Linked DNA regions of Homo sapiens: all the other regions are linked to region 1. A link is a loop called in an ENCODE intact Hi-C map of the cell type or tissue named here. Cell type or tissue: PC-9. All regions are shown on one strand. Region 1 overlaps ACSL4 (acyl-CoA synthetase long chain family member 4). Region 2 has its middle 3.9 kb from the start of GUCY2F. Region 3 overlaps TMEM164 (transmembrane protein 164). Region 4 has its middle 120 kb from the start of ACSL4. Region 5 has its middle 110 kb from the start of TMEM164.

Region 1 (5,000 bases):
ACGACGGGCAAGTAAATGAAAGCACCAGCTGCACACCATTAATCACACAAACACACAAGACTCTTTATTCCAAGTGTTTTTCAATGATATCAAATTACTACAATCTTAGTTTATGTGCAACATTTATAATCCAATTTCTAGAATCTAGATTAACACCTTAACTGATGACTTCAAACTGAAGTCAATTTCTCATCTCACAAAAAACACACTTGTATCTTAAACAGATATAGGATAAATCAGATGCATTGTAAGAAAATATCTCCGTGTATAGGTATTTGATTTGTGACTTTAAAAAAGTATAGTCCTATTTAATAAGTTATGTTCACCCTTTAACTAATTTTATTTTTTAATTTTTAATTTTTTTTGTTGAGAGATGGGGTCTTGCTTTGTCACCCAGGCTGGAGTACAGTGGCACAATCATAGCTCACTGCTGCCTTGAACTTCTGGGCTCAGGGGATCCTCCTGCCTTAGCCTCCTATAACTAGGACTTAGAAACTCACCACTGCATCCAGCTAACTTATTTTTTTATTTTTGTAGAGTAAGCATCTCACTATCTTAACCAGGCTGGTATTAAACTTCTGGGCTCAAGTGATCCTCCGGCCTTGGTTGCCCAAAGGGTTGGGATTACAGGCATGAGCCACTGCACTCAGCCTAACTTTAAAAATCAGAGAAAAGGATATTGCCAAGTTAACTTTAACAATCAAACAAAAACCCTAGCCTTGCAGGAAATACATATTTCACACCAATTTTATTTTTGTAATAAACATGTAACCAGTTATAATTTCCCATCTATGGTTTTTTGGAAAATATGTGTCAATAGCCTCAGAGTTGCATATCAAATGAAGCATTTCATTCCCAATCAAGAATAAAAGACTAAAGCAAACCTGTATTTCTAAACTAATCCAGATCCTATAAGCTCCAGCTCTTTTTATGGTAGGTAGTACCAGACACAGACCATTCCATTTACTAAGGAAGACTATGCCCCAGCTGAGAGGCAATCCAGTATGGTAGTTAGGAGCCAATATGCTACAGCCAGATGACCTGGGTTCAATCCCTGGCTGTGCCACTTACTAGAGATGGATGACCTAGGGCAAAATATTTAACATCTTTTCCTCATTTGCCACAACCATAAAAATGGAGGGGATAATATTATTAGTTACAGGTACTGTCATGAGACTTAAAAGAGTTGATCTCACAGCTGTAGCCATTACGAACTTGAACCTCTTTTAATTTCTCAAAAGCATCAAGCTTAATCTCTCATCTCTGCTTGCTTCTAGCACATGCTTTTCCCTTTGCCAGTAACATTCTCTTCTGCCTTTTCTTGCTTCCCTTTAGGTCTTCATTTAAATGAAATGTGTAGAAAGCCTTCCTTGACCTCCTATGTTACGTGAAGTGCCTCTGCTATTTGACCTCAAAGTACCCTACGGGACAGCACTTAAATTTGTCTAAGTTCCTGTTCCCCTGCTAGGCTCTAAGCTCCTTAGAGGCAGAGGTCATGTCTGTCTTGATAACTACTGTAATACCTGGGGCCTAGCACAGTACTGGTTCACAGTAGGTGCTGGATAAATATTTTTGGAATTAAGTTGGAATGAAATAAGAAGTCATATTATGTAGAAAGGAAACCAAAAAAGGATTTCCAAGATAAATCTTTCAATCTGAGTAGAAGTATATGCCTCTCCACATTTGAAATACATAGGAGGGCCTCCTCTCATATATTAGGAGTCTCATCATTGAACAGGAGAAGTGGCATTTTTTTAAGAGATGGGGTCCTGCTCTGTTGCCCAGGCTGTAGCACAGTGGCACAATCGCAGCTCACTGCAGCCTCAAATTCCTGGGATCAAGCAAGCTTCCCACCTCAGCCTCCTGAGTAGCTGGGCCTACAGGCACTCGCCATCATGCCTGGTTCATTTTTAAAAATTTTGTAGAGACAGGGTCTCACCATCTTGCCCAGGCTGGTCTCAAAACTTCTGGGCTCAAGCGACCCTCCCACCTCTGCCTCCCAAAGTGCTGGGATTACAGAGGTAAGCCACCATGCCTGGCCAAGAAGTGCCATATTCTGACCAAGTACAAACTTGATGCCAATTCTGGGTAAGAACCACGACTTCATAAGCAGAGTAAGTGACAGTGTGTTCAGTGTGTTTACACTTACTATTTCACATCCTATATTCCAAAGCTTTATTAAAATAAGGGTATCACAGCAAAATTATATGGCTAGTGTCCCTGAATATTATCAGCTGGCCGAAATGAAGCTCGTAAGTGCCAGTGGCATAGGTGGGGAAAATAAAAGGAAAATGAGACCATGAATGTGGAAGAGTATGCAAGAAAGAAAAAGAAAGCCAGCTGCCATGGCATGTGCCTGTAGTCCCAGCTACTAAAGAGGTTGAGGTGGGCGGATCATGTGAGCCCAGGGGTTTCAGACCAGCCTGGGCAACATGGGGAAACCTTGTCTGTACAAAAATTTGCAGGCCGTGGTGGCACACGACTGTAGTCTCAGCTACTCCAGAGGCTGAGGTGGGAGGATCGCTTGAGCCTGGGAGGTGGAGGGTGCAGTGAGCTGAGATTACGCCACTGCACTCCAGCCTGGGCGACAGAGTGAGACCCTGAGAAAAGAAAGAAAACAAAAAGAAAGGAAGAAGGGAGGGAGGGAAGGAGGAGAGAAGAGAGAAGGGAAGAAAGGGAGAGAGGAAGGAAGGGAGGGAAGGAGGGATGAAGGGAAGAAGGGAAGAAGGGAAGGGGAAGGGAAAGGGATGGGAAAGGAAAGAATTTGATGCAGTGAAGAGTGCTAAAGCAACATCAGCAGCTTGTCTATAACGTGCCACTGGGTGGCACCACTGTCCTTAGCTAGTCACTACAGATATGGAACCAGGATAGAGGACCATCAGGCTCTCTTGCAGAGCTTAGGTGAAAACTCAGAAGTCTATCTCTACCGTACTGACACACAGATGCAAGTCACTATAGTTAAAGTTCTCTGCATATGTCATCAACACAAGGATATGTCTTCAGGATGTTGTGCTTATCAGAGACTCCTGGAAGGTAAGTTTGTCAACATTGTTGCTTAGTCCAAAGGCTTCAGAAACAGCTCACTATTCTAAATGCAGATTCTCAGGGAAGTGAGAGATGGGACAGGGGTGCAGGGTGGTCAGAATAACCTAGAAATCTTTTTCAAGCTATTAGGTTGAACCACATAAAATTGCCAATAGTAAAAAATTTGCTACAGACAAAAAAAAAAGGCAATTTCAAGTCGTTCAACATAATATACATACATTTAGAATCACTGGCTTATTGAGCCACTGTAATGATAAGAGTGTCATATTTCTCATTTGTTAGGGGGGAAAAGATTGAGAAGACACACACAGTTGGCCTTTTACTTAAAATCATGAAGAATTAACTGAGCAAAGAGATGGAAACAACAAAATATCTAAAAATAGGGAATAAACTACAGTCATGAACCACATAACATTTCAGTCAATGACGGACTGCATATACAGTCGTCCCATAAGAATATAATGGAGATGAAAAATTCCTGTAGACTAGTGAAGTCACAGCAGGGCACATTATTCAAGAATACTAGCAAACCACCATGGACATATCAATATTTCTAAAAAGAATGACACCTTCTCAAGAAGCACCTCAGGCAGGTCCTTTAGGAGGTATTCCAGAAGAAGACACTCTTATAGGAGATGACAACTGCATGCATGTTACTGACCTTAAAGACCTTCCAGTGGGACAAGATGTGGAGGTGAAAGACAGCGATACTGATGATCCTGACCCTTTGTAGGCCTCGGCTAATGTTTGTGATTGTGTCTTAGTTTTTTGTTTTTGTTTTTGTTTTGAGACTGTGTCTTAGTTTTAACACAGAAGTTTAAAGAGAAAAAAATCAATTTTAAAAATATAAAAAAGCTTTTAGAATAAGGACATAAAGAAAAAATATTTTTGTACAGCTGTACAGTGTGTTTGTTTTAAGCTAAATGTTATAAAAGAATCAAAAAGTCAAAAAAATTTAAAAGTTTGTAAACTAAAAAGGTTATAGTAAGCTAAGGTTAATTTATTACTGAATAAAAATATTTTCATAAATTTAGTGTAGCATAAGTGTACAGTATTTATAAAGTGGACAGTGGTGTACAGTAATGTCTTAGGCATTCACAGTCAGTCACCACTCATTCACTGACTCACCCAGAGCAACTTCCAGTCCTGCAAGCTCCATTTATGGTAAGCACCCTATATAGCTGAACCATTTTATCATCTTTTATACCGTTTTTTTTTACAGTACCTTTTCTATGTTTAGATATATTTAGATACATAAATACTGAGCACTGTGTTACAACTGCCTACAGTATTCAATACAGTCACATGCTGTACAGGTTTGTAGCCTAAGAGCAATAGGCTGTACCATACAGTCTTGGTGCATAGTTGGCTATACCATCTAGGTTTCTGTAAGTACACTCTATAATGTTCACAATGATGAAATTGCCTAACAACCCATTTCTCAGAACATGTCCCTGTCATTAAGCAACCTATGACTATGTAACTACATGTATTAAAAACAGCAAACATGGCAAGAGGTTCACAAAAGAAGTAAATGCTAATATTAAGTATAAAAAAAGCAAGAGGTGCAGTGGCTCATGCCTCTAATCCTAGCACTTTGGGAGGCTGAGGTAGGGGGGATCCCTTGAGCTCAGGAGTTCGAGACCAGGAATGAGGGATATATACTAAAAATATCAGTAGTTGTCTCTGGGTAGGAAGATCACCGTATTTTGTTTTATGTTTTTATATACATACGTTTTCTAAAATAAACATGTATAATAATTTTGAATTCTGAAACCAAAGAAAAAGATTTTGGTAGAAAAACAAGGGAAATCCAAATAAATTCCTTAGTTTAGTTAATAGTATCACACTAGTGTTATATAAAATGTTAACATTAGGGGAAGCTGGGGGCACATTACACAGGACCTCTGAACTATCTTAAACAAATTTTCTGTAATTTAAAATCATAAAACAGG
Region 2 (5,000 bases), 230 kb before region 1:
CTTTATGTTCACAACAACCATGAAGGTGGATATTACCCATTCTTTCCATTTTGTAAATGAGGATGCCAAGACTGAGATAAATTAGGCAATAATCATACTTACTGAGTGCCAATGATGTGACAGGCATTTTTGGAAGCCCTGTCTCCTTAGATCTTCACAGTGACCCCACGAGATAGATACTATTTGAATTCCCAGACATCCAGAGAGGTTACAGTAACTTACCAAAAATCACACAGCCACTGGTCAGTAGAGACAGAATTTGAACTCAGACACTCTAATTCTAGTAAGTAATAGAGCCAGAAAATTTAAACGCAAGACTATTTGGCTCCAAGAAAGCTCACGTTTATCCTTGATATATTCCACTAATGCACCCTTGTGCTATCCCTCCAAAGACTGCTTGCACTCTAATAGAGTCTCCAGAAACACACCGTGACTACCCAAAGGAAACAATCCCTAATTGTAGAATTTCAGGTGACCTGATGGAAATACTGGTGCAAGTGAGGGCCCCAGTTAGCATTCTCTATGTAGTGCTGCATGGTGCCATGAGCAACCCCAGTATGGATTTTATGAGAAGGTTCTGATGAGGACTAGGATGTTCAAGGGACCATCATTCAAGGAATGTTCCAAAATCCTGAATAGACATAAGATTCTAAATTTATAGGTAGAAGTAGCTGGGAATTAGCACATAAATAAAATTTCTAAAGTGAATTTGCTTCTTTTGATTAAGAGTTCCACAAACACTTGTTGCTCTACGGACTTTACATATACTAGCTCAATGGATCATCACAACTGTCCTATGGGGTAGGTATTATTATCATCCACATTTTATAGATGAAAAACTGAGGCACAAAGAGATTAAGTAATTTGCCCAAGCGCATACAGCTAGTTTCTGGTGGAGCCATCTGTGAAAATAAGTACTCTAGCTTTAGAGTCAGGACTCTTAACCACTGCCTCTTAATCACAGTATGGGGGTCATTGGATTTATCCATACACTCAAGAATTCCCATTAGATCTCTAAGTTTTAGTTATAGTATAATTAAAGATGATTTTAGAACAGAAATCTAAAACCATTTGGGGTCCTCATGAATCTAAAATTATACAGATACTTCAAATCCATTCACGAGTACAAACTTAAGAATTATTCCTATACACCTTTTAGAACTGCTATGTCAGAAACATCAGCACACTGTATGATTAAGTATTGACCTTAGTGTTCTCATGGACTTACAACACCAGAATGTTCACGGATTCTACTACATGTTGTTGGAACTCGTATCAGTTCCTGTCTATGTTTCCAATATCAAAGCCTAACAATTTACAAAATTTCATCTTCTCTGTATGATCTTTACTCCCTAAGGTGCCATGGAATGAAAGAATCCAAAATAGCACCCTCTCCCTCCACAAAACTGTGAAGCCAGTCACATCGATTGAGCTTTCCTCTTAACATTAGTTGCAAAGAAAAAAAGTAGCGCTTTTACATTTTATATATACATATATTACTACTAAACACTACAGGGAACTCCTAATTACATACATCATGGGAAATGGCCTTACATAATATTAGCCTAGGATCCTTGCATTCCTTTGGAGACTAAGATGCAGGGCTGGGGCATGAGGTATAAAAATGATTCAGAATGGTGTGCTTCTAGTTAATCATCCAGAATAAGGCTTGGACAAGTAGCTCCTTGTCCTGGGGGAAGTGAGAACCTGGGGAACAAGGGAGGTGATGGACAAAGATAAATTAGAATGAGAGAGGAAAACTACAAGAAAGGATGTTAGGCAAACTTACACATTTTGCTTCATTCCAGTGAGGGCTCTGAACTGTGATTCTCGACCTTCCTTTAGATTTTTCACCTAACCCTACCTGACAGAAAGTTATTTTTCTGATTCAGTAGTAATAACAAAATTCTCCGTCTGCTTATAGTACTAAACAAATACTTATAGTACTCAACAAGGCATATATTGTTTCATAAAAGTAGAATAGCTTTGGGCAACAGGCAAAATGATAATTTCCAATTTTTGAGCATCTCCTTTCAACTGGCACTGTTAGCCTTACTTCATTTATTTCTCACAGCATCCCTAAGAGGTAGGGAAAATTCTTATTCTCACTTTAGAGATACAGAAAAAAAAAATAAAGTACAGGAAGTTTATGTGCTCTGGCCAAAGTCACACAGCTGATACATGGTGGAGCCATGATGCAAATTCAGGTAGCATAGTTCCTGGGCCTGACGCTGAATAACTTTGCTATACTGCTTCAGGATGCAAAGAAGTTATTGAAGTGTATTACGCTGTATATTTACAGTATACGTTATTTTGTTGACATATATGTGTGTGTATTTATGGCATTATAAATGAGTTTGCTTTTCTTCAGTTTTGAGTGGAGAAGTGACCCAGCTTTCTGCCACATTCAGCCCAGAAAACGTGACCCGAATAAACCTCAGTGCTGCCCTCTAGTAGTCAGCTCCCACACTGAAAGTAAAGCCAAGGTTGTAATGACACCACGCGGCCGCAAGATGTCAATATTTTAACATTATTATCAAACTCCTCTAAGATCAATTTTTTTTAGAAATTAATACGGGTTGCCTGATTGTTGTAAAACTATGTTAGAAAATTCAGAACAGTAAAAAACAGAAAAAAATTTTTGCTTTTATTGAATCCTGTATTTTTCCAAAGTTATACTCAAACCAGGTATACAATTTTGTAAACTTATTTTTTTAATTTGACATGGAAACATACCTATGTTCTCACTAAGGGCACAGGATTTGGAGTCAAGCTGACCTGCCTTCAAACCCCATCACCATATTCCCTAGCTGTGTGACCTGAGGTTAATTACTTAATTTCCCTAAAGCCCTAGGTTTCCTCAAATGAAAGAAATTATGATAAACAGAACTATTTCCCAGCACTGTTGTGGGGATTAAAAAGAATGATGTACATTAAGTGTCGCACACGGTGGGTGCTCAAAACATGGCATTTCTTTAGACCATGCTAATCCCATGGCACTCTTGTTTTTAGAAGCTCCACTCTACATTTTATCACATATACTTTGACATGTACACACCCCATATCCCATGTCAAATAAGTATATATTTTGCTAAAAATTTGAGACGATTTTAAAATTTTGCCTTTGAAATTTATTATCAGTTATGCTTCTTAGCAGAGATTATATATACTAAAGAATTCTTACCAACTGATACAATCTAACCAACCATTTTTCCAATGTGTCAAAATTGTTCTGAACACAAAATGAAATAATCTATAAAAATGATGAGTTACATTTTTTGACATTTACTTAGACATTTATAGACTTTAATTTTGCAGTTATCTTCATATTTTGAAGCCAATAACTTTTGTCAGGCTTCAAACCCCTTTGGCAGATCCTTGGGAAGTTCATAGGTCTTAGGCATTTTCCTTGTAGTGCTCAATGGATTAAAATAAAAGAATCTGGTAAACATTATTACCACTTCACTTATGCATTATTTTATGGCTACAGAATATTTAATTTTGTATATGTTCCAAAATGTACTCAATCATTCCTCTAGTACTTAGGTTGTTTCCAAATTTTCCCTATTATAAATGATGCTACAATGCATATCATTAAATATAAACCTCTTTTCAATATAATAGGATTATTAATTTATGATAGAGTCCCAGAAGTAAAATTACTGAGTCAGAGTGTATGAATATCAGTAATGGTTCTTAACATGTATTGTCCAATGACTTTCCAAAATATTTGGACCAATTTATGCTCTCACCAATGGTCAATAAAATAAAAGTGTCCATTTTATTGCCCTGTCACCAGCTGCAGATTGTCTCAAATTTACATTTGTCAATTGTATAGGCCAGAAAAAGATATTTGGTATTAACGTCTATTTTTCTATTACTATTGAGTTATTTAAAAATTATTTTCTCATAATTTTATAAGCCATATGCATTTTCTGCTTTGTGAATCTTCTCTTTGTCTCTTTCCCTGCTTCTAAGGTCCAGTGGTAGACAGAGGATTCCCCAAAATTAGTGTCTTTGCACAGTCTTATGCAGAATCAGGTAGTTAATAATACTATATAGTGCTTATAAACTGTGCTAATACTATGGATTGGCTTGCTTCACTTCCATTACACCCCGGAATCTTCTGTACCTAAGATTTGCCATGTGGATTAGATGTCACCAAGTAGATGCACTCATATGAAGTTTGGCAGTTAAAAGTGGGCTGAAAAACTATGTGTATATATGAGGTTTTCTGCAGTGCTCATTTTCCACCTTCCTAGGTCTCAAGAGGAAGTGATGTGCTACCCCCACCAAAGTCAACAACAGCAGCGTCCCCATCTGGTTTCTAATCACTGGGTCACAGCTATTGGATGCTCTTCATCTAGATCCGTAGGTATTCAGAAACAGCTGCAGCAGCTGCAGAGGAGAAAAGAGCAGGTTTTTGATTCTGGCAGAGCTCTACTGGTGACATCAAAGATAGTAATTCCCTTAAAGTTTCAGTTCTGTATTTTTCTGGAACTACGCTTGTGAAATAGACCGTTAGACCTTCCAGCAATCTTGTAAGTACTCAGTACCCTGTTTTAAATTCCTGCCTGTAAATTGTTAGGAACTTTTTGGAACATAATCTAACTGTATATATTACAATATAAAAATATGTATACACTTTGACCTAGCAGTTGTACTTGGAAAAGTCTCTTGCACGGTAATAAAAGCATTAGCATGTGTTTTCACAAAGATATTTATTGCAGTGTTATTTTAGTGGCAGAAAACAACCTGGAGAAAACCTGAATGCCCACCAATGGGGGGGTGGTTACATTCATTACAGAACATCCATGCTGTGGAATACTATAAATCAAACTAAAAAATTTAAAATTTTTTTTAAAAAGGAAAGGTTGTCCATTTATTGATCTGAAAGTATGCCATGATACATTTAAGGAAATGGTCTGTATAATTCCATTTTTGTAATTAAAGAGGCAAGAGCATTCCCTTCTGCTTAAGAAACTTACAGTGGTTTCTGT
Region 3 (5,000 bases), 430 kb after region 1:
ATCTACCTGCTTTGGAAAGGAGGTAAGGCCAGCAAACCACATTCCTATGTAACCCCCACACCTAACCTCTCCCTTCTGTTTTTGGGAGTCACAGCCTCTTGGGTGCTTCCCAGGATCTTCAGCTGCCGCTTGACTGAGTTTCTTCAACATAATTTATGCCGGGCACCAGGAAGTGGGGAGATGGGAATGGACGAGGCCTGCAAGGGGTCTGGGGACTTTTTAGACCCACCCTTCACTGGGTGACTATGGTGCTGCTGACTGTCTGTCACAGGGCCTGGGCTTTGGGTTCTTGATGGTGGCATTGTGTTTGCATGGAGCCCCCCACACTGTCACCTTCTTGTACTTGTGCCTTCCCCCTGCCTCAATGTGCAGTGTGGGATAGAAGGAGAGAGTAAAGCACTCGGTCCCCTCAAGAACAAAAGAAGATATTGTAAGGGGCAAGAAGTCCGGGGACCAGGGCAATTATGGGATTGAGGGGAGAGGCAGGTGAAAGAGTGGTGGTCACCCATGTAAAATAAACCACTGAAAACCTTCATTTGGTGAAGAGGGAGAGACCACCAACCTGGTAGAGGCAGCCTGGAAAGGAAGCTGATCTATTTGTAACCTCTCAGTGACCCTTAGATTATCCCTTCCCTCTATTGTGTAACAGACAAAAGGAAAGGGGTGCCTATCCATCTAGGCTTGTTGTGAGAGCCACTCCTTCTCAGTGTTCTTTACTTTCTGAAAGGCCCTGTGACTGGAAGTCATCCTCTTTTAGTTTTAGCCCCAGCCTCTCTATCTCAGTTGCTGAGACTTTTCTGCTCCTACCTCACTCCAGGCAGCAAGGGTTTCATTTCTACCATACTGAAAGTGGCATGAGGCCACATGGGCCCTTGAGCTCACTGGAAGATAGTCTGGGAGTTCTGCTGGGCACTGCTGCTTCTTGGCTTATGCGTGGATGCTCTAAATCAGGCATTCCGGCAGATCTTAAGATCTGGTGTGAGATAGCCCCAAGGACTGGTCAACCCAGGAACATATTACAGGATGGAGTCTACTTATAGTCCAGAGATTTGCCTCCTATGCCTTGATTTCTATCAGTTCTCCATACTTGCCTAAATATTCTTTGAGACTGCTTTTACCCTGTGCGGCCACTTGGGGTCTCACGATGTCCCAAAACACTTCCTTTTAATTTGCTGTAAAAGCACTATTTTCCTCACGAGGCTTTAAGGAAAGTCTGAAGTTCCAATATCCAGGAGACTTGTGCCATTTCTCAGGTCTGTCCCCTGTGGCACAGGAAACAGCCTCTTAATATTAAGTCTCAGAAATACACACATTCTGAATAGAACCAGGCAGATAGGTGTTCCTGGGCCTCAGAACCCTGCTACTCATCGTTCCTGGCTTCTGAGGTGTGTGATGGAAGTCCTAGCCAAATCTGCATGGCTGTTATTTAAACATATTTGTACTCTAAGGTCACCATAAAAATCTGTCAGGTAGCTGGGTTAGACTGGTCTGACATGGAAAATACCAAGTAGCCATCTTTCCTCCCTCCAAAAGAATAATCCAGGAAGCCACATCCTCAAGACTTGGCTAACTCTAAGATAATTGTATCTCCTTAGAGCAGATCCTCCCGATAGCCCAGTTCCCTAAGTGGCGAGGTGAGAGATAGTAGGGCTGTAATGAGAGACAGTATGCTCTGTTATTGCTAATAACCAATAGATACCCTGGTGCAGTGAGGGTTTAGCTTGCAGCACCAGTGGAGTGATCTCACCAAACTGACTTTTTACTCCAGGACCTCAATGAGAGCATCTACCACCCCGCAGAAGTTGATGGGCCCCAGTACCTTCTATCTGGCCAACTTTGAGCTATTTTGAGGGCTCATCTCCCATCTCCCTTTCCAGCTCTTTACTGCCATCTGCTGTTCACTTGGGGGGAATTATGAGCATTGAGAGAAACATCTGGATTTCTTCACCTTTGATCCCAAGCCTTGGACCTAGGCCTTGCAGAGGGAGAATGGATCTGAAGCAAGCTGTCAGAAGATTAGTTTTCTGTAAACCAAGAAAGCCGAGAGTCTGGGGCTTCTGTTCCCTAGAAGTCGCTTGTAATTTTGTAGAAATAAATGGCTTAGCAATTTTTACCCAGTACAAGACAGCTCTCCTATAGGTATCTCCCATGCCCAGGAACCCTGTTTTCCTGAAAGGCAAGGTCCTGCTTGAGCATATAGTGCCTCTTCCTATGGTTTGGGGTGGGTGGGTAGGTGGCGCCTTGTGGGAAACCCACTCATCCCTTATTGTTGCAGACCTTATGCACTGTCACAGTACATGGGACCTCTCTCATCCACACTGCTCTTTTCTTCCTCTGGCCTGTCCCTTCATTTCCCTGTTTCCTTTCCTTCAAACTTGTTGCCTGTGGCCCTCTGGAACTCTATTTCTTTTTTTTCTGTGTTACAGTATTTTTAAATTTAATTTTTATTAGATACTGACAAATTATGCTTTTATATATGTGTAGGGTACAAGGTGATGCTACGCTATATGTATACAATGCAGAATGATTGAATCAAGCTAATTAACAAACTATATTTCTTACAAACCACTCCCAACCCCACCGGCAGCTCTGCATGGGGCACAGAGCCTTCCTGTCTCTTGCCTACAGCTTCCTCTAATGGAGGCTGCTCTTTCTGCCCTGCCCCATATGCTGCAGAGCCCCCTCTGTCTCTTCTAGAGCACTATCTCATCTGTACGTTAGGGGAAAAAGGCTTTCTCTTTTACTATTCTCTCTCTTTTTTTTTCATCACCACCATCACTTGACCTCTTGGTCCCTTCCCCTATATTCCTAGAAGTCACTGGCCTGTAGCTCTCAATATTTCCATTATAATTTGAGCCAACATCCTGAGAGACTTCTTGTAAGGACCACCCATCCACCCCAGCTTCTCAAGGTTTGGGCTTCTTAATTGCAGTGACCTCAGCATTCCCTTCTTTTCAGCCACCAGGACCTTGTTTTCCCGTAAAGCTCCTCTATGTGAGAACGTAACTCCTGTTATGTTCTTTCTTTGACCCAAATCTCCACTCCTTTCCTCTTCTTCCTATTCAGCTTGTATCTCCATGACCTATCATTGAAACTTTCACTAGCTCCTGAAAGTGTCTCACCTCCCTTGTCCCTTCCAACTGGGATCAGTGTCCCATGCCTTTTCAGTGTGCCCAGTCTTGGCCTACTGGAGGAGCTCTTTCAAGCCATTCTGATTAGGGCCATGAAAATTTCATGATGTCTATTATAATTGTGCTCTCAACACCATTGCTCAATTTATTTTCTGTCTATGGCCAGCTCCTCCACACATTGCCCTCACAAGTCCTGTGCTAAATCTTTACCACCCTCCTCAAATTTCCTGTCTACTCTGTTCAAACCTTCTGTTCTCTCCACCCTCAATAGATCCCCCCTCTCCCCACAAATGACTGAGAAAATTGAGGTTTTGGGATGGAAATTTCCTCAACACTTCTCTCTACCTCTACAAGCTTCTTTACCCACATCCATCCCTATCTTCCTCCTTCTCATCCTGGAAGAAATGGTGTTCATTCTGTTCTGGCCAATAATATCCCTGTGCGATTAGCTCCCACCCCTGCTACCACCTCTGGAGCCTCATTCTATCAATTAATCACTTATGTACCTGGATATTCTTTTTCTTTCTTTTTTTTTCTTTTTTTAGACAGGGTCTCACTGTATCACCCAGGCTGGAGTACAGTGGTGCAATCACGACTCATTGCAGCCTCAACCTCCTGGCTTACATGGTCCTCCCACCTCAGCCTCCTAAGTAGCTGGGACTACAGGCACATACTACCACACCCGGCTCATTTTTTTTTTTTTTTTTTTTTTTTGTATTGTGTAGAGACAGGGTTTTGCCATGTTGCTCAGGCTGGTCTTGAACTCTTGGGCTCAAGTGATCTTCCCACTTCAGCCTCCCAAAGTGTTGGGATTACAGGCATGAGCCACTGTACCTGGCCATTAGCTGAATTTTCAACCCTCTCTTCACTGCTGGCTTTTCAGCCAATACAGATGTTCAAATCTTTCCCATTCTAAGAAACTTTCTCGCAATCCCATACAACTCTGTCTTCCCTCTTCCCTTCACACCTAAGCATCCTAAAAGAATAATCTAAACAACATTTTCTAAAATTTAGTTCTTTGGGCAAGACAATTTTTGTCTTATCCACGTAACCATGTGTGTTATTATGTATGTAATACATGTCCTTAAATCTATTGAGTTTTTTTTTTTTAACTAAAATATATACGCTTTCAAGAGAAGCCCCATAATATCCATGAGATTGTGGCTTTGATTTACTGGTTATCTATTTTAACACAGTTTATATACAAAACTATTAAAAATGAAATGTTTATCTGTTTGCCACCTGAAATCACCTCATACATGGTGCATAACTTTGGGAGACACTGGGGTCTGCCCTTGAGTTTTCTTCTCAATTACCCTTTATTCCTCAGACCATTTACTCTGATATCTAACCCTCTACCAGACTTTTCACAGAAATGGTGCTTCTAAAGATCACCAGCAACGTCTGTCTGACCAAATCTAATGACCATCTCTCAGTCTTTATCCTACGGAATGCTGTTGCATTGGATGGTATTGATCACTCCGTTTTGGATTGCTCTGCTTCGGGGCTTCCAAAGTTCCTCCCTTTCCTGGCTTTCCTACCTCACCAATCATGTCTTCTCAAGTCTCCTTCACAGGTTATTTTTTCTCACTCCTCTGAGATGTTGAGTTCTGTTCTAGGCTCACATCTCATTCTAATTGTCTGGTATGGTTTTGCCTGCTTTCACGGTTTAACTACTAGTCTGTCTAGTTATGGCTGCTACATCACTGTCTACAGCTCAGACTTACGAGAGTCACATTCATATAGTTTACTCAACTTCTCTACCTAAATGTCTCAAGCATATGTCAAACCCAACCTGTCTGTGTCAAACTCATTATCTTCCCTGTCAGCCCTCCTGCTCTTCTTGTGGTTCGTGCCAAGTAGCAGCAT
Region 4 (5,000 bases), 140 kb after region 1:
CCCTCCAAACAGAAGGAAATGAGTTTACAGACTAAAGGGCCAACTATGTATTTAGCACAATGACTATATGACACATAGAGACATTGTTGTGAAATTTCAGAATGCTGGGGATAAGGTCTCCAAAAATGTACCTCTCACTAACCATTTCTCAGGAAGCCACAAGAACATGTGCTCTACCAAGACAAGGGAGTGGTCAAAGGAATATATGGGGTCCAGGAAGTAGAAGGTTGAACACAAGAGAATGATAAAGAAAATTCCCAGGATGAAGGTGAAAGGAAAGCCCAGGAAGAAAGCTGTGCTGTAGGTTAGGGATAGGTAAATGGAAGGGTCTGGAAAGATGTATCCAGGAAAAAAGATAGAACCAACAAATTACCTGATATGTTGGCCATATTGAGAAGCATTTTAGAGTCCTTTTGGAAAGTATGGGGTTGGGTTAGTACTAATAGGCACACAAAACTAAGCTAGTGAAAAAGAAAATCATCATTAATTCTAAGAAAAACTACAGAACTGTGTGTATGTAAGGAAGGGAAAGGATTAGAAGGAAGCTAAATCATCATATCCCATACAAGAAGTGAATTTTTAAAAACCACTTAAAATTTATATATCATAAAATAGCAATATAAGCTATAATTCCAGAATTTAGAGTTGCATACCAAAGCAAAACCATAAACCAACCAAGAGAGATAAGAATGGTTGTCTCTTAGAAGTGGGAAACAGGGATTGGGAGGATGGAGGTAGCTGTTGTTTTTTTTTTTTCAACATAGGACTTTGGGGTACTATCTGTTCAACTATATGCATTTATTACTTTAGTAAGAGTAGTAACTGTTGAATAGTGTCTTGTGGAGTTTATATAATTCAAATAAAATTCTTAGCACACTACTTGAAGCATATAAGTGTCATTTATTTATTTAGACAGAGTCTTACTCTGTTGCCCAGGGTGGAGTCAGTGGCATGAACACCACTCACTGCAGCCTCAATCTCCTGGGCTCAAGTGATCCTCCCACTTCAGTCTTCCGAGTACCTGAGAATACAGGTGTACAACATCATGCCTAGCTTTTTTTTTTTTCCAATTTTTTGTAGAAATGGGGTCTCACCATGTTGCCCAGGCTGGTCTTGAACTCTTGGGCTCGAGCAAACCTCCTGCCTTGGCTTCCCAAAGTGCTGGAATTACAGGCATGAGCCACCTTGCCCAGCCAAACGTCACTATTTAAACTCCCTGTTATATAGTATGTACTAAAAAAACATAAAGTGGAAAGTAGTTATAATATTAGCTATAGAAAACTATGTTTATTTAATCAGGAAGGTCAACCGGCTCTATAGTGTTGGAAATCATGTAAGTCTTTGGCTTTCAGCCATTTTAGATCATTAGGGCTACTTCCTATCTTCTATTCACACACAAAAATTGAGAGCTTTACTATCACTTCCTTTATTCTTGTAAGTCAAGAAAGACAATTGTGCCTTTGTCCTTCTGACATTTAGCCCAGAAGTGAAATGGGCTACAACACAAATAAATGACCTGGTTTTGTTTTGTAAAGCACATGAAACCTTGATGTCTCAGACTGGATAGAGTTTTCTCCAACTTTGCAAAGGTGCTGATACTTCTATTTGCAAGGCTGAAGACACTGACTTTCCCTGATAGCTAAGCAACCAAAACTTTGAACTCTCAGGTTAGGGAAATGAAATCTGAAAAAACAGCTTAAGGATCTCCTATGATCTTCTCCACATCTAGAAGTGTACCTGGGGAGTTTTTTTTTCCCAAGACTTCCCACATCCAAAAATCTTAAATTCTGCTTTGTTTATTTGTTTGAGTTTTTTCTTTCCTTCTATTTAATTGCAAACTAGAACTATGCATTGAGACAGTTTGATTTTGATTAAAGGCCTAGTCACACACAATTTGGATAACATTTCCTATTCTCCAAAAGAGTCGAAAATTTGTAGAATAAAGAGGGCATATAGGTGGTGTCGTTTCCAATACAACTCTGGACTGTGGTGTCAAATTGTCCTGGGTTTGAGTCTCAATTCTACCACTTCCTGTCACCGTAAGCAAGTTACTTAACTTCTATGCCTCAATTTTCACATCTGGTAAATGGAGACAGTCATAGCATCCACTCTCTAAAATTCTTGTAAAGATTAAATGAGATATGGCATGATAATCACTTCTCACAGTGCTTGGTCCATAGTAAGCACCAGAAAATTGAAAGCAGTTTTCCTTATTCCTCTTATCTCTCTAGGAAATGAAACCAATCCTTTCTATTTGAGGTATGGCAATCAAAAGGTACCCAATCATTGGATAAAGAAAATGTGGTATGTATACACCATGGAATATTATACAACCATAAAAAAGAATGAAACCATGTCCTTTGCAGCAATATGGATGCAGCTGGAGGCCATTATCCTTAGCAAATTAAGGCAGGAACAGAAAACCAAATACTGTCATGTTTCACTTACAAGTGGGAGCTAAACATTGGGTACACATGGATATAAAGATGGCAACATTAGACACTGGGATCTGCTAGAGAAGGCAGAGAGAGAGGATGGGGGCAGGAGCTAAAAAACTGCCTGTTGGGTACTATGCTCACTACCTGGGTGACAAGATCATTCAAACCCCAAACCTCATCATCATACAATAAACCCACAACAAACGTGTACTCTCGAAATCTAAAATAAATGTTTAAATTACAAAAAAAGTTACCCAATTGAGCCTTAGATATATCATCCAAACTGGAAAAGTATAAAAGTTGGAGGTAGCCCAAATTATCAAAATTAATACTTTTCATTTCTTCATGGTAAAAGGAAAGCTATTTTTAAAAATTCAACTGTGGTTTCTCATCGTGTCTCTGGCGCCCACTAGTGGTAAAATACATGAATTTTCTCCCAGTTTCTGGGTGCATTTTGAAAATACGGCCCAATATTTAAGCTCTAAACTGGAACTGAGAGATAATTCTTTAAACTGCAGCTGTGATGTTTGTTTTTTTGACTCAAATCAAGATGTTACATATTTTATCTGTGTTTACCCTTACAACTCTGGCTGCTGAAAGCACGCACACGTGCACACACATTTCCTGGGTCAAATTCAGGTCAAACTTTTGAAAGAAAATAGTTCTTGTTTTAGACTTGGATTCTCTACTTAGACTGGGATGAAAATACAAGATGACCTAATGAAGAACTAACAACGCACCAGTAGTTACAACCTTGGAGATTACCAGGCCAGATCTATAGGAACCACACAAGAGCTGAAAAACTCCAACTACGGATTGGCACTGGTAGTTTACATGGATAACTTTGATGAAGAAAATAATCTTTCATAGCCTGCACTGAGGAACTTCTGGGAAAAGTCATTTGAAGTTCTGTTAATTATTCAGCAAATTATTTTCATATTTTACTTTAAATCTACATTACTTAGATTGTCTCTTTGTCATTGGTTGCTTGAGAAAGATTTAAAAGAGATCAAGACAACTACATTTTCAATTAAAAGACAATCATAAAACCTTCTAATTTGGATCACCATGCAACATCCGGCCTGGGGAAAAAGGAAAGGCCATTTCCGATTCCAGTGGCTTGAGAAATTTCTGACGTAAAAGTTCTATTAAATGTTTATTTAATCAAAAAGAATGACTAAATTCTTTGTTGTCATGCCTCATGTTGCTTCATGATTTTCTCTATTTTTTCCTTCTTTGTGTTCTTTACCCTATCTATTGCCATTCCTTTTCCCTACACCTCTCTCAAATCAATTCTGCTTTATCTTACAGGGTTAGGAATCAGATTTCAAGTTTCCTGAGACACCACCTCCACAGAACCATTGAATTTACATCATCATTAAATAGTGTATTCCAGAAAATATGACTAAATAACCAAAGTTGCCACGGTTTCAGAGCTTCTAGGAAGGGAGTTGCTTTTCTTGGCTCTGCTCTGAAATATGCTCCCCAACATGCCCAATTTTGCTTTCTCTTTGTCTGTTGGACAATGCAGCCTGCACCATATTCGCTACACCTCCCACATTGCCTAAGACCTCAATTATTGTAACCTTGTTCTATCTCTGCATATTTGGTAATTGAATAAAATAACGTATTGTACCCAGCAAATAGTGTCCTGTACCCATCCAGTGCAGAACACAGAATGCGCTGGAGAATTAATGGAGCACAGAGAAAACGTTCTAGCAGTGGGAATCATCTGAGAAAATCTTCAGCTAATGAGCTGGGAAGCTGGTTTTGCCATTTGGGATATGAGCCTCCCCAAACTACCAAAATGTGACTTTACTTTGCCTACTATGGATCATAATGATAACAAACAATAAAAAAAAGAAAAATCAACAAAGAAATAGATCCTAGGTCTCCCAAAATACAACTGAATAAAAGCTAGAAGACACAAAGGTATAAACCTTGCTTGTAAAATCTAACCCTACTTATAAAAGTTGTCATATTGAGCAGAAACTATGTCTTGACTGAATTTTTTGTATCTTCTCCCGAAGCCAGAAAAGTGCTCTCAATGAACTCAAGTGAGCGTTGACATGAACTTGATTGTCTCTCTCTTGGTTAGGGAAAAGTGCAATTACTGAAATGGTTGTGAAATTCTGGGACCAAGTTCGGCCCATTTCAGGCAGAGGGGTTACCCACTTCGAGGAAAGTGCTGAGATTAGCCCAGTTTCCTATGACTTCTGCACCACTTTAATTTCTGCTCATTACAGAGCAAGACCCTCAAGGGCTTTTGGAGCCCTTGAAGAAAGAATCAGCCACGCTTAGTAGAATTTTAGTGTTAAATGTGTTTTACTGTCTTCCTATTCTTTTTTAAATTGAGAATTCTCATACAGGACATAAGTAGTTCCAAGCTTACAAATAGAGTCAGTTCTAAAAATGTGTTTGTAAGTCAGTTTTTTGAACTCAGATTCCATTTCCCCAAGGATCAATAGTGTAAATGTTGACTAGGTTCCAAGTCCAACCTGGAAGAGTTTCTCTAACCTTTAATGTTGATGAAATACTGAATCTTGGCCAAAGAAAATAGCA
Region 5 (5,000 bases), 180 kb after region 1:
ATGAAGCAGGTACTATTACTATCTTCTTCTTATAAATGAGGAAGTTGAGGCCCTGAGAAATTAAGGACTCTGTACAAGTTTACACAGCTACTAAGTGGCAGAACCTGAATTGAAAACTAGTTGTCAGTGCAGAGTTTCTGTTTGAGATGATGACAATGTTCTGGAAATAGATAGTAGTGATTGTACAGCACTGTGAATAGACTTAATGCCACTGAATTATATACTCAGAAATGATTAGAATGGTACATTTTATGTTATGTATACTTTAACACACACACACACACACACACACACACACACACACACATACACACATCAGTTGTCAGACACTGGGATTTTAACCACTGTGTCATATACATGACCTCTCAATGGGCATTAATCAAGTTTCTATTATTCAGAAGACCCTCCCAATGTCATAAAGCGAGGGCTAAATTTGCAATCAAAAGACCTCTGTTCAAACACCGTATCTGCTTCTTACAATGAGTAAGTGGCTAAGACTTGTCTGAGTTTTCTTGGGCCAAAAGGGGTACAAGTCATACACAAGCCTTTCTCCAAGAGTTCACTTCAGTTGCAGACACTCAGGTCCCTGTAATGTTACTGGATAACCTTGGGGAGAGGGGATCCAGATCAATTTGAGCCCCTGACAAGGAGGGCAAGGAAGCTCTGAGCCAGCTTACCCATTCTTAGTTACTCCTCTTCCCAAAGTGAAATGTGGCAGCTACTGGGTGGGGACTTTTAAGAGGAAGTGAGACAGCTACTGATAGGGGAACTTGAGGAGGGCCCCCTTGGAAAGGGGAAGGAAGATGAGCACATATTGAGATAAACCATTTTCAGGGTGTTAAAACTAGATTAAAACCAGTGTTTTTACATGTCACAAAAAAGAAATCCACACCACAAACAATCCTAGTAGCTACTTTTCCTGCAAAAGTAATCATTCTTTTATCCAAGGTTCCTTGGGGATTAAACAACAACAACAAAAATCCCTCAAAGTCCTTGTCAGCTTCTTTGGTTCCTCTATGACTTTTTACTGTACTCAATGGAGAGAAGTGCTCAGTAACAACCGAGTCCCCAGATACACCATGACATTGCAAGAGAAGATGAAACATGAGGAAATCCACCCCCTTCCCATTTTCCAGACCACATCCTCCTCCCCTGTTCAATCTCCCTAAAGTTTTCACTAGGCTTGTTCAGGTCAGGAATGAACTATAACCAGTGGATGCTGCCCTCTGCTGCAAAGCAGGCTTCATCCGCGGCTGCACAGCCAGTCTTGGCTTCCACAAGACCTCTCTTGTGTTAATGATTCAAAGCACATGTTTGTAATTAAAAATAACAATAATAATTCAGGGTACCAGGCTGACCACGCAAATATAGTTATCCTGAGAGGGGGGCTTGCAGAACACCTTTCAGGGCAAATCCCCCACCACCTTTACATAGGACTGAGACAGCCTAGAAAAGTACAGAATGCTTTACTGTTATTTTCCTCATCCTGGCCCCATGCACTAACTAGACACAGTCTTTCCAGAGAAATACCAACATGACACAACCCCACGGGGGCATTGGGTCCCTCTGTTCTGGATTTGCCTCCTTCTGCTTCACTTCAGTTGTCTTAATTCCATTCACCTTGGTTCTCTGAGCCCCGGTTGACACAGCACACTGGCTCTCTACGCTCCCCTCTGTCTCCTTCTGCTGCCATGCCCTATTGTAGCCATGTCCTTCCATCTGGCACTCAGAAATCTTTCCCAAATGTCATTCTGCTAGTCTCCTGACACCTTCACACAATCTGCCCATCCTCTTGGACAGAGCTGACATGGTCCCCGAGGCTGGGGATGCTAGAGGCCACCTAGTAGCCACTAGGAAGCAATGCTTGTACTCTGTGCCCTGTGCACTCAGTGACAGGCAAGGAGGCTGTGGAACTATTCTCACAATCATCCGGACCTGTCTTCTCAACCCCATTGGTGCTGCCACCTAAGAGATTAACAAGGGAGGCCACTAGACTCAGATTGCTCAGATACAATTATAACTGGAAACATTGGGTTCTAAGGAAACACTGCATAAATCACACTCTTCCCTAGCTGGCTGACTGGCAATACGGTGGGATCCCTTTTGCAAGCCAGAATATGTTGGAATTATACTGGAGTGATGTGGACTATACTGGATTTTTTCAGATTTCTAAACTGCTTTAAGAAACATTCCATAGCTCCACTTGGCAAGATATAAACAAACTTGTAGGAAACTGGGTTAGTTTTACCAGTCAAATGAGTTGGCAGCCCAATTCTTCTGTCTCAAAGAGATTAATGAGCAATTAATTTCCCAGACCAGCTAAGCCTGGGAACTTCTGGGAGCTAACGGATTTTACCTGAAGGTGAAGTCCAGCCCACGTCCGTGGGCCACCACATCAGACCCTCCCAAGAACGCAAGGGAAGGCCTAATTTACATAGTTGCCCTGCCCCCTAGTGTCCACAGGCAGCAATAACAGCAGGCAGGACTCAAGCTTCTAGGTATGGGCAGCAGGGCTGCAGGGCTTTTTTTGTGCTCCACACAATGGCGCCTGGCTAAAGGGATGTGGGAATGAAATTAAGCTCATGCTCTTCTCACCAAGCCTTGTGCCCTGCACAGGACTGCATCCATCTGGAGGTTGACCTCTTTTTTCTAATCTGTCTGCCAAGAGGAGCCATTTTTTTTTTTGGTAATTCTATTTTAAAAATTTCCACATAGCTTGAGATTTCTAATGTCTAAAGCTACCAGAAAGGCTGATACCAATCCCATGTGATAGGCCAGGCCGTCGGCATGTACTCAAATGTATATTCCATTTCTGAAAATTCACTTGTCCTATAAGAATAGCTCAGGGTGTTTGTGTAGAAGTGGCCCCATTCCAGAAAATTCCCGGACTGGGAACTTCATAGTCATCCATCCAGCTATGAACTTCTGTTAGCTCCACCCCCAAAATATATCCTGAATCCATCCACATCTCTCCATCTTCACTCATTTCTGATCCAAGCTAGCAGAAATTTCTTGCTACAATGGTAGCAATACAGGGAAAAACATTGGCCTGCTACAATGGTCTCCCTGCTGCCACTCTGGCCCCTCCACACAGCAACCAGAATTATTTATTAAAATATATGTAAATTCATGTGACTCCCCGCCAATGGCTTCCCAATGGGTTTAGGATAAAATCCAAAGTCTTTCCGTGGGTTACTAGGCTGTGGATAATCTGTCTTCTGCTTAGCTCATCTACCTGTCGCTCACCACTCTCCTGCTCATCCACTAAGCTCAGCAACACTGGCCATTTGTTTTAATTGACATTTTTATTGAGATAATTGCAGATTCACATGCAGCTAAAAAAAACAAGAGCAAGATCTCTCATACATTTTGCCCAGTTTTCCCCAATGGTAACATTTTGGAAAACTGTAATATCATAGTAAGAATAGTGATGTTGATACAATCCACCTATATTATTCAGATTTCCCTGGTTTTATTAATATTTATCCTCATATGTGTGTATGTGTATTTAGTTCTATATAATTTGATCATCCATGTAAGTTCATGTGATGGATACCACCACATGTTAAATAAGCATATCATGGAAAATGGGGTATGCATCCTAAAACAGTAGGTCTTATAGTACATAGTCAAAGTACTGAACAGTGCCATCACCTTGAGGATCCCTCCTATTGCCCTTTTATAATCATATTCATCTCCCCCCACCTCCTTAAACCTAGGCAACCATTAATCTGTTCTTCATTTCTATAATTTTGTCACTTCACAGACATGATATAGATAGAATTGTACAATATGTAACTTCTGGGACTGGCTTATTTTCACTCAGCATAATTTTCTAAAGATTCATCCAGGCTGTTGCATGTAGTTTTTTTTATTGCTGAGTTGTATTCCACAGTATGGATGAGCTTCAGTTTAATCATTCACCCATTGAAGGGCATTTGTGATATTTATTTACAGGTCTTACATAAATATAAGTTTTCATTTCCCTGGGATAAATCCCCAAGATTGCAGTTGCTAAGTCACATTGTAAGCACGTGTTTAACTTTTTTTTGTTTTTTTCGAAACAGGGTCTCACTTTGCTCACTCTGTCATCCAGGCTGAGTGCAGTGGCATGAGCATGGCTCCCTGCAGCCTTCATCTCCTGGCCTCAAGCGATCCTCCAACCTCAGCCCACCCAAGTAGCTGGACCACAGGTGTGCTTCTGGCTAATTTTTTTTTTTTTTTTGTAGAGATGGGGATCCTCCTACGTTGCCTAGGCTGGTCTCAAACTCCTGGGCTCAAGTGACCCCGACACCTCGGCCTCCCAAAGTGCTGGGATTACAGGTGTGAGCCACCACGCCCAGCTACGTGTTTAATTTTTAAAGCAACTGCTAGACTGTTTTCCAGAGTAGCCATACCATTTTACATTCCCACAAGCAATGTATGAGTGACTCAGTTTCTCTACACCTTCACTAATAGTGGTGTTGCCACTATTTTTTATTTTGGACATTCTGATATGTATGTAGTACTATCTCATTGTAGCTGTAATTTGCATTTCTCTAATGGTTAACAATGTTGAATAGCTTTTCACATGTTTATTCTTCATGTGTATATTCTCTTCGCAAAATGTCTGTATATATCTTGCCCATTTTCTAACTGGATTTATCAAATATTGAGTTTTGAGAGTCCTTTGTGTGTTGTAGACATGAGTACTTTCTCAGATACGTGATTCGTACATGTTTTTTCCCAGTCTGTAGCTTGCCTTTTCATTCTCTTCATATGTACTTTCACAGAGCAAAAGTTTTAAAATTTTCGATGAACTATTTTTCCTTCTATAAACCCTGCTTTTAGGGCTGACTCTAAAAACTCTGCTGAACTCTAGATCCCAGAGATTTCCTCCTATTTTTTTCTAAAAGTTTTATAGTTTTTCATTTTATGTTTATGTCTGTGATCAATCCTGACTTAGTTTTAAAAACTTTTTATTTTTAGTGCTTGTGGGTATATAGTAGGTGAATATATTT

Evidence for each region. Peaks named below come from ENCODE experiments on the same cell type or tissue, not always from the same donor. Only the 100,000 strongest peaks of a DNase experiment are listed, where the experiment ranks them.
Region 2: it touches region 1 in a loop (8-fold over the local background); 8 of 110 quality-filtered maps call a loop at or near these places.
Region 3: a loop joins it to region 1, with 16 times the contacts of the local background. A loop is called at or near these places in 11 of 110 quality-filtered maps.
Region 4: it touches region 1 in a loop (9-fold over the local background); 80 of 110 quality-filtered maps call a loop at or near these places.
Region 5: it touches region 1 in a loop (11-fold over the local background); 64 of 110 quality-filtered maps call a loop at or near these places.

What each region holds. Positions count from the first base shown.
Region 1 is chrX:109,710,359-109,715,358 of GRCh38, forward strand. The region is part of intron 1 of ACSL4 (acyl-CoA synthetase long chain family member 4); the gene reads right to left. Among named protein-coding and RNA genes, the nearest start is that of ACSL4, 20 kb to the right of the region's middle. In PC-9, CTCF peaks have their summits at 2,810 (motif pointing right) and 3,009; DNase peaks (open chromatin) are centred at 2,843 and 4,163; H3K27ac peaks cover 2,876 bases.
Region 2 is chrX:109,483,455-109,488,454 of GRCh38, forward strand. No RefSeq gene overlaps it. Among named protein-coding and RNA genes, the nearest start is that of GUCY2F, 3.9 kb to the left of the region's middle. In PC-9, CTCF peaks have their summits at 2,493 and 2,693; a DNase peak (open chromatin) is centred at 2,507.
Region 3 is chrX:110,144,855-110,149,854 of GRCh38, forward strand. It overlaps TMEM164 (transmembrane protein 164), which reads left to right. Exons shown (of 7, transcript NM_032227.4): 5 at 1-22. Among named protein-coding and RNA genes, the nearest start is that of MIR3978, 65 kb to the left of the region's middle. In PC-9, CTCF peaks have their summits at 1,159, 1,419 and 1,903 (motif pointing left); no DNase peak of the experiment used is centred here.
Region 4 is chrX:109,854,246-109,859,245 of GRCh38, forward strand. No RefSeq gene overlaps it. Among named protein-coding and RNA genes, the nearest start is that of ACSL4, 120 kb to the left of the region's middle. In PC-9, CTCF peaks have their summits at 2,848 (motif pointing left) and 3,047; no DNase peak of the experiment used is centred here.
Region 5 is chrX:109,888,641-109,893,640 of GRCh38, forward strand. No RefSeq gene overlaps it. Among named protein-coding and RNA genes, the nearest start is that of TMEM164, 110 kb to the right of the region's middle. RefSeq lists an enhancer at 2,300-2,594 and a silencer at 2,378-2,447. In PC-9, CTCF peaks have their summits at 1,223 (motif pointing left), 2,435 (motif pointing left) and 2,635; no DNase peak of the experiment used is centred here.